Linked DNA regions of Homo sapiens: region 2 is linked to region 1. A link is an interaction called in ENCODE POLR2A ChIA-PET data of the cell type or tissue named here. Cell type or tissue: endothelial cell of umbilical vein. All regions are shown on one strand.

Evidence for each region. ChIA-PET counts read pairs that join two places held together with the same protein. Peaks named below come from ENCODE experiments on the same cell type or tissue, not always from the same donor. Only the 100,000 strongest peaks of a DNase experiment are listed, where the experiment ranks them.
Region 2: POLR2A ChIA-PET joins it to region 1 with 6 read pairs; 4 of 35 experiments call an interaction of 5 or more read pairs at or near these places.

What each region holds. Positions count from the first base shown.
Region 1 is chr14:45,111,531-45,115,530 of GRCh38, reverse strand. PRPF39 (pre-mRNA processing factor 39) reads right to left here. Exons shown (of 14, transcript NM_017922.4): 11 at 3,029-3,213; 12 at 1,274-1,348; 13 at 917-1,037; 14 at 1-674. The coding sequence ends at 618. Among named protein-coding and RNA genes, the nearest start is that of SNORD127, 2.7 kb to the right of the region's middle. In endothelial cell of umbilical vein, no CTCF peak of the experiment used is centred here; DNase peaks (open chromatin) are centred at 2,280 and 2,470.
Region 2 is chr14:45,047,246-45,051,245 of GRCh38, reverse strand. The region is part of intron 14 of TOGARAM1 (TOG array regulator of axonemal microtubules 1); the gene reads right to left. Among named protein-coding and RNA genes, the nearest start is that of PRPF39-DT, 35 kb to the left of the region's middle. In endothelial cell of umbilical vein, no CTCF peak of the experiment used is centred here; no DNase peak of the experiment used is centred here.

The sequences.
Region 1 (4,000 bases):
GTTTTACATGAATATTCTAAATACAAAGTCTCCTGAAACAACATACTTTTGATATGATTTTCATTTTTAAAGGGATGCAAACATTCCATTTTCTCATTTATAATCTATTCCAAGGCAAAGTATTTTAATAATGTATCCTTTCTGCAGTTAGATCACAATTCACAAGTATAACTGAAACAGACAAAACCTTGTCAGCAAAGGTTAAAAGTCCTTTTTTCTTTAAAAAAAAAAAAAAAAAAGGAGGTAAATAACCAGCCCTTATGTGTTTTCAGAATTTTGTACTACACTGACATGATTTGCAGTCAGGTTTTTCTTCCTACCCCTTAAGGCTACAAAATTCTGTTGCAAATGCATTGCAAAAGAATTCTAGACCACTTAATGCAAAAATCAAAAAATAGTTTTTCAATAAAAAGTAAATTTTATAAATGGTAGGAAACAGTATCTGTGGTAAGCTACTAATTGACATTTTCCCCCTATTACTAAACAAATCATGTTACACAGAAACAAGGAAGACAGGTTATCAAATACAACAAGCTTATACTGTTTACATCCCTCATTAAAAAAAATAATAATTTCATACTTTTCACACACTGCATTTGAAATTTACATTTTTCCCATCAGGTTGGAGGGGGAGGATAATATTGTCCATAATTCCAAGGATTCTGATAATTGTACTGAAAGGAAAAAGTAAGTATGTTAGCATATTAGAACTGTGGCAGAGTTCCATATGTAAAAGTATAATTAAAGCAGCTATGTTTAAGAAAACAAGCAAGTGTTCACTGCTAAAATTCTAGTACTTAACCACCAAAGAATGTATTACACAATTGGAACAAAAACTTTTTTTAAAAAAAAAGAAACTATCCTAATTTATGCTAATAACATCTATGAACAAAGAATTATAATTATGCAGACTCACTTGATACCACGCACTATAATTATATACAGCTTGGTTTGCCTGTAAATCACCATCAATCATCTGTGTAGATGATGAAGTTGTATCTTCTGTATGTGCTTTCTTTTCCTCTGGTTCTTCTGATCTATATAAAACGTCAGAATGGAAACTTTCAAAACTCCCACAGGTAAGAACTTTAACGAATAGATGAATGTTATCTGTATATTTGTTTTACTGAAGTTCTGAATCACTCAAGACTTTTTCAAATCATGAAAATAAAGTATGTAAATTACAACATAAAAGTAACACTTAAAAACATTTGTCTTTGAAGGCATTTCCATAATGAAGCACGCCTTCTTGACTTAGCAAAAAGTGACATACCCATTTTCTGCTTTCCTTTTTAAAGAATCCTGTTCTTTCAGGAGTGTTTGATGTTCATCATAAGCATTCAGAAGCCTGAAAGGAAAGAAAAAAATATCCTCTGGAATATACAAAAAACAAACTTTATTAAATATTTAAAGTTGTTTTTACTTAGGAAACTGCCTAAGAAAATTTCTAAGCGGCTCCTTTATTTTTAAAATTTCTACTACTAAAATCATAGTCCTGATACTCAGACACTCCATTCCCTATACTTATAATGGACTAAATGACACTTGTGTTGAATCTCCGATTTGTCTGCCTGTTTTTACCAAATTAAAATAATGTCATTTAACATCACTGGTCAAAATTCCAATAGCTTACTACTGTCAGCTACCTACTGCATGTGCTATCAATTCAGTCTAGCTTTCAATGCACAACACAGTCAAGATCACGCTTCCACTACTTCACAAAAACCTCCAATCAAGCAGATGTTACTTTTAGATGAGATTCAACTTGCTTCCGCCACTGTGTCCTCTGCTCAGTTTATCAGAATCCAGTAATAACTAAATGAAGCCCAACCTCCTCTATGAAGCATGACAAATCCATTCTGATCGAGAGACATCACAGCCCTCCTAGCAGTTATTTGCTACCTCATACACTTACTTCCTGTTAATCATATCATTCAACCAGACTAGAAGCTAGAATTACATATCTCATCTTTTGTGTACCTTCTTCAGTGTAAACATAAGACACTAAATACACAGCACACAAGCAGTTAAGAGCAGAAACTCTGAAGTAGGTTCAGTCCTCGCTCCACAATGTGATAATAGCTACATGACCTCAGAAAAAATGCCTAATCTCTGTTTAATCCTCTCATCTATTAAGAGAACAGAACCCTACACCCTCATTCTACTGCTATGAATTTTCTGCAAGATAGCTAATATAAAACATTTGGCATCATGCCAAGCACGCAAATATATACATTAATACATTAAAATACACTAATATAAACATTAGCTGTTATATTAGTTGCACTGAAATTTTACACAGCCATCAAAAATATATACACACATATACAAACACCCAGACACAACTAATTCTCAGTTTATCTACAGTGGTTTCAACAGAAATCTAAATGCGAATAATCATAAAAGGCACATGCCTAACAGGAACTGGTGTATTTGCTTACTACAATCAGATAAGACTGGAACTTCAGCAATGCTCTAGCCAATATTTGTACTCTTAGTAAATTTAATCTTAAACTTGTCCTTTTCCCAAATCCACTGGAGCATTCTCTTCAACCATCCTCAACTTTCGGCTTTTACAATGAAGGAAGATGAGGCCACTAGGCATGTTCTGTGGGACCATATCCATCCTCTTCTCCAATCTCAGAAAATAGCACTCCTACTGGAGATTAATCCCATCCATCTTTATTGACCTATATATTAAATATTTGGGTTTCAGGGTTCAATCCTTATCCCATTTCCCTTTTCACAGGATTGCTCCTTCCTGCCTTCTCTCATTCAGTCATGGTTTAAATTGTCATTCTAAAATTGGGAAAACAGTTTTGAAGGAAAGACAAACCTTATGCCTTCCTGTTAAGTACATATACATTTACAAAATTGAATTTACCCCCATATATATCTGAGGAAAAAGTAAACTAAGCGAACATTTTAAAATTTAACAATGTATTAATCTATACTAATCATCAAATCCCCATACAAAAATATCAATGCTCATTTATCATTCAAATAGGTAATATAACTAATATCTTACTTATTAACATCGGAACCAAAATCTTCAAGAAATTCCACTTTTCTCTGAGAAAATGTAATTCTCATTTTAATAGGTAATGAACCATGTACAGCTTTGTCAAAACAATTTAGGATATTTTCTTCATTTTGTTTGAGGTCACCACTATATTCCATTTCAAGTAAATTGAGGTATAACTTTGTGTTCTCCTGTGTAAAAAGCAGCATCAATGAATATTTCTAAAATATTTTTATTAGAGCACAGATATTTAAAATGCCTTAGTTTTTATGTCTCAATTTGAAAAAATATTGAAAATTGTATTAAAATACAACTCATGCTAAATGTTTTCAGCATATATCTAAAGGGGTGAAAAAATTCATTAACACACTGATGAATTTTTCAATCAGTTGATCATCCTAGTACCTCCTAAACAATGCAAATTGTTCAATGACAGTAAATTAAAACTCTATAGCCTATCTTGTATTTAGTATGACATGACCTACCATGACAATTAGAAAACAAAACATAAAAAAAAATCTCTATGCTTCAAATAATTTAAATCTTTACTACAACTATAGATAAACATCTTAACCGGGCGTGGTGGCTCATGCCTATAATCCCACCACTTTGGGAGGCCAAGGCAGGAGGATCACTTGAGGTCTGGAGTTTGAGACCAGCCTGGCCAACATGGTAAAACCCCATCTCTACTAAAAATACAAAAATTAACTGGCGTGGTGGTGCACACCTTTAATCCCAGCTACTTGGGAGCCTGAGGCAAGAGAATGGCTTGAACCCAGGAGGTGGAAGCTGCAGTGAGCTGAGATCACGCTACTGCACTCCAGCCTCAATGACAATGAAACTCTGTCTCAAAAAAAAAAAAAAAAAAAAAAAAAAAGCCCAGGTGCAGTGGCTTACGCCTGTAATCCCAGCACTTTGGGAGGCCGAGGCAGGCAAATCATCTGAGGTCAGGAATTCAAGATCAGCCTGACCAACATA
Region 2 (4,000 bases), 64 kb after region 1:
TTCTTTACTACCTAAAATACACCCAAGGTTAGTTGATAAAATTGTGACTGATATGTTAATACAGGTAATAATCTCAAAAACTAGGTTTTCTTATTTATATGAATTATAAAATAATCATCTTAGCATAATACTTTAAGCCCAATGATTCTAATGGTGGAAATTCAGATATCATGGAAGTGCATACTGGAGATATTTTAGCACACAGATGTCTTATACTACTTCAAAATAGTACCACACTATTCATCTTCAATGAGGCCGGGCCCTAAAATAAATCACAGTTACACTTTTACTCACAACTTGGAATATATGGCACAAAAAGAACCAGAGAAGAGGCTGGGCGTGGTGGCTCACACCTGTAATCCCAGCACTTTGGGAGGCCAAGGCAGGTGGATCACCTGAGGCCAGGAGTTAGAGACTAGCCTGGCCAACATGGTGAAACCCAGTGTCTACTAAAAATACAAAAATCAGCCAGGCATGGTGGCACATGCCTGTAATCCCAGCAACTCAGGAGGCTGAGGCATGAGAATCGCTTGAACCTGGGAGGTGGAGGTTGCAGTGAACTGAGATTGCACCACTGCCCTCTAGCCTGGGTGACAGAGTCTTGGGGGAAAAAAAAAGGAACGAGAAAAAGGCAGGCTTTTGTGGGTTTTGTGGATTGGGGGGATACAGGATGATCTTAAGACCACCCGTCTTGACCAGGCGCAGTGGCTCACACCTATAATCCCAGCACTTTGAGAGGACAAGGTAGGTGGACTGCTTGAGCCCAAGAGTTCAAGACCAGCTTCAGCAACATGGCAACACCCCATCTCTACAAAAAATACAAAACTTAGCCAGGCATGGTGACACACGCCTGTAGTCCCAGCTACTCGGGAGGCTGAGGTGGGAGGATCACTTGAGCTCAGGAGGCGGAGGTAGCAGTGAGCCGAGATTATACCACTGTACTCCAGCCTGGGCTAAAGAGCAAGACCCTGTCTCCAAAAAGAAAAAGATCACATATCTCAACGTGACCCCTTCAAATGTAATGAAATTGCAGGAAGAGAAGTGATGTCAGAGAATAAATATTACCTTTCTCCACAACCAGAATAAGGTCTATATCCAGATAAGTAGCTCCTAATCAGTTATATTTCCAAGGGCAATTCTAATGTTTAGCCTGGAATGTTAAGGACTCTAGGTCTATTACAGGGGACCCAATGATATGAGAAAGGCTAAAACAAACAAGTCAGCAGAGAGCAGGGACACAAAATGTGAGAAATACAAAACTCGAAAATTAATTGTAACCATTTTATAATTTTATAACTTTAAATAAGAATCTAAGAAATGACAAAATGGGCTAGAAAGAATTACTATGCCATCAAGGAAAGGTTAAGTAAAGAAGCACATGAGATGGCCATTAAGAAATCTTTTTTTTTTTAACAAGGTGATAGAGAGGGAGAAAAGAACATCCTTTATTCCTAACTAGCCTATAATGATCTAACCCTCTTGAATTTTTTTGAACATTAACGTGATATGTAGAACTTTAAAATGGTTCCCCAAAGATGTCCTGCTCCAATCCCTAAAATTTGTGAATATAATAAGATATCACTCCCAAGATTATGTTATATCATATAGTACAGTTAACCTTAAAGTAATGACATGATCTGGTGGAATTAATCTAATCAAACGAGCGCTTAAAAGAAGAGAACTTTCTGGCCGGGTGCGGTGGCTCACACCTATAATCCCAGCACTTTGGGAGGCCGAGGCAGGCGGATCACAAGGTCAGGAGATCGAGGTGATCCTGGCTAACACAGTGAAACCCCATCTCTACCAAAAATACAAAAAATTAGCCGGGTGTGGTGGCAGGCGCTTGTAGTCCCAGCTACTCAGGAGGCTGAGGCAGAATCGCTTGAACCCGGAAGGCGGAGCTTGCAGTGAGCCGAGATGGCGCCACTGCACTTCAACCTGGGTGACAGAGCAAGACTCTGTCTCCAAAAAAAAAAAGCAGAGCGCTTTCTGTGACTGGTACAAAAAGAGGAAGTCTGAAAGATCCTATGAAGGGGAGCTCAACATGTTATTGCTGGCTTAAAAACAGAGGAGGGTTGCATGCAAAGAAATGTGAGTGGTGTTAAGGAGCTGAGCAAGGACCCTCACTGACAGCCAGCAAGGAAATGCAGACCTCAGTCTTTTTTTTTTTTTTTTTTTTTTTTTTTTTGAGAAGTTTGTCTCTGTCCTGGGCTCCTTACCCATTGACCATTTGCTGTCCACCTACTGGGCGGATGTTCTGGCCTGAGTCAACCCTCTGTCCCACTCTGTCACCCAGGTTGGAATGCAATAGTGTGATCTCGACTCACTGCAACCTCCACTTCCTAGGTTCAAGCAATTCTCCTGCTTCAGCCTCCTGAGTAGCTGGGATTATAGGCACACGCCACCACGCCCAGCTAATTTTTGTATTTTTAATAGAGACGGGGTTTCATCATGTTGTTTAGGCTGGTCTTGAACTCCTGACCTCAGGTGATCCACCCGCCTCCAACTCCCAAAGTGCTGGGATTATAGGTGTGAGCCACCACGCCCAGCTGACCTCAGTCTTATAACCACAAGGAATTGAATTTGGCAAAGCCCAGCACTGCTATCACCCTGATTTTGGCCTTCTGAAACCATAGGCAGTGAACTGAGGTGAGCCATGCCAGACTTCTGACCTAAAGAACTCTAAGCCAAAAAATGTGGTTGCCTTAAGCTCCTACATTTGTGTTAAACTTTACACAGCAATGAAAAACTAATATATTTACTTTCTGTATTATCTTTAGGTATAATGAGTTCCATAATATTAACTCCAGATACCTAAAGTAATGAACATCTTTGTCTTAAAATAATAAACATTTTATATACTTCTTTACTTTAATCTTTATGACTCAGATTCTTTTAAAAAATTATCCTTTTTTTTTTTTTTTTTTTTTTGAGATGGAGTCTTGCTCTGTCTCTAGGCTGGAGTGCAGTGGCTGAAGAGATTCTCCTGCCTCAGCCTCCCGAGTAGCTGGAACTACAGGCGCATGCCGCCATGCCCGGCTAATTTTTGTATTTTTAGTAGAGATGGGGTTTCACCATGTTGGCCAGAATGGTCTCAATCTCTTGATCTTGTGAGCCGCCCGCCTCAGCCTCCCAAAGTGCTGGGATTACAGGTGTAAGCCACCACAACCAGCCTTTTTTTTTTTTTTTTGAGATGGAGTCTCGCTCTGTTTCTCAGTCTGGAGTGCAGTGGCACAATCTCAGCTCACTGCAACCTCTGCCTCCCAGGTTGGTGTGATTCTCCTGCTTCAGCCTCCTGGGTAGCTGGGATTACAGGCATGTGCCACCATGCCTGGCTAATTTTTATATTTTGAGTAGAGGCGGGGTTTTAACCATGTTCGCAGGCTGGTCTCAAACTCCTGACCTCAGGTGATCTACCTGCCTCCACCTCCCAAAGTGCTGGGATTACAGGTGTGAGCCACCACACCCGGCCATATATCATTACTATAAAAATTTTAGATTTTATATGGGACATTACTGGTCACCTAGTCCACCCTTCCTAATTTTATAGACAAGGAAACAGAGACTAACAGAAATTAAGTAACTTGCTTAAGGACAAACAATGACGGGGACTAGAAATTTAACATAAGCATCTGACTACATTGAAAATTTCTGTCACCACCACAGCCATTATATCATCCACATCTTAATTATTGTGTTGTTTTTCTCTGACTGTTCTTAAACTTCATAAAATTGTTTTTCCAGTAAAAGCATCAGAAATTTGTGTAGTTTTCACACTGCAGATATCTCATGTTTTGTAGGATAATATATTGTTATGCATTATTCCTGTATTTTTCTTTCTTTTTTTTTTTTTTGAGACAGAGTCTCGCTCTGTCACCCAGGCTGGAGTGCAATGGCGCAATCTCGGCTCACTGCAACCTCCGCCTCCCGGGTTCAAGCGATTCTCCTGCCTCAGCCTCCAGAGTAGCTGAGATTACAGGCGCCTGCCACCATGCCCGGC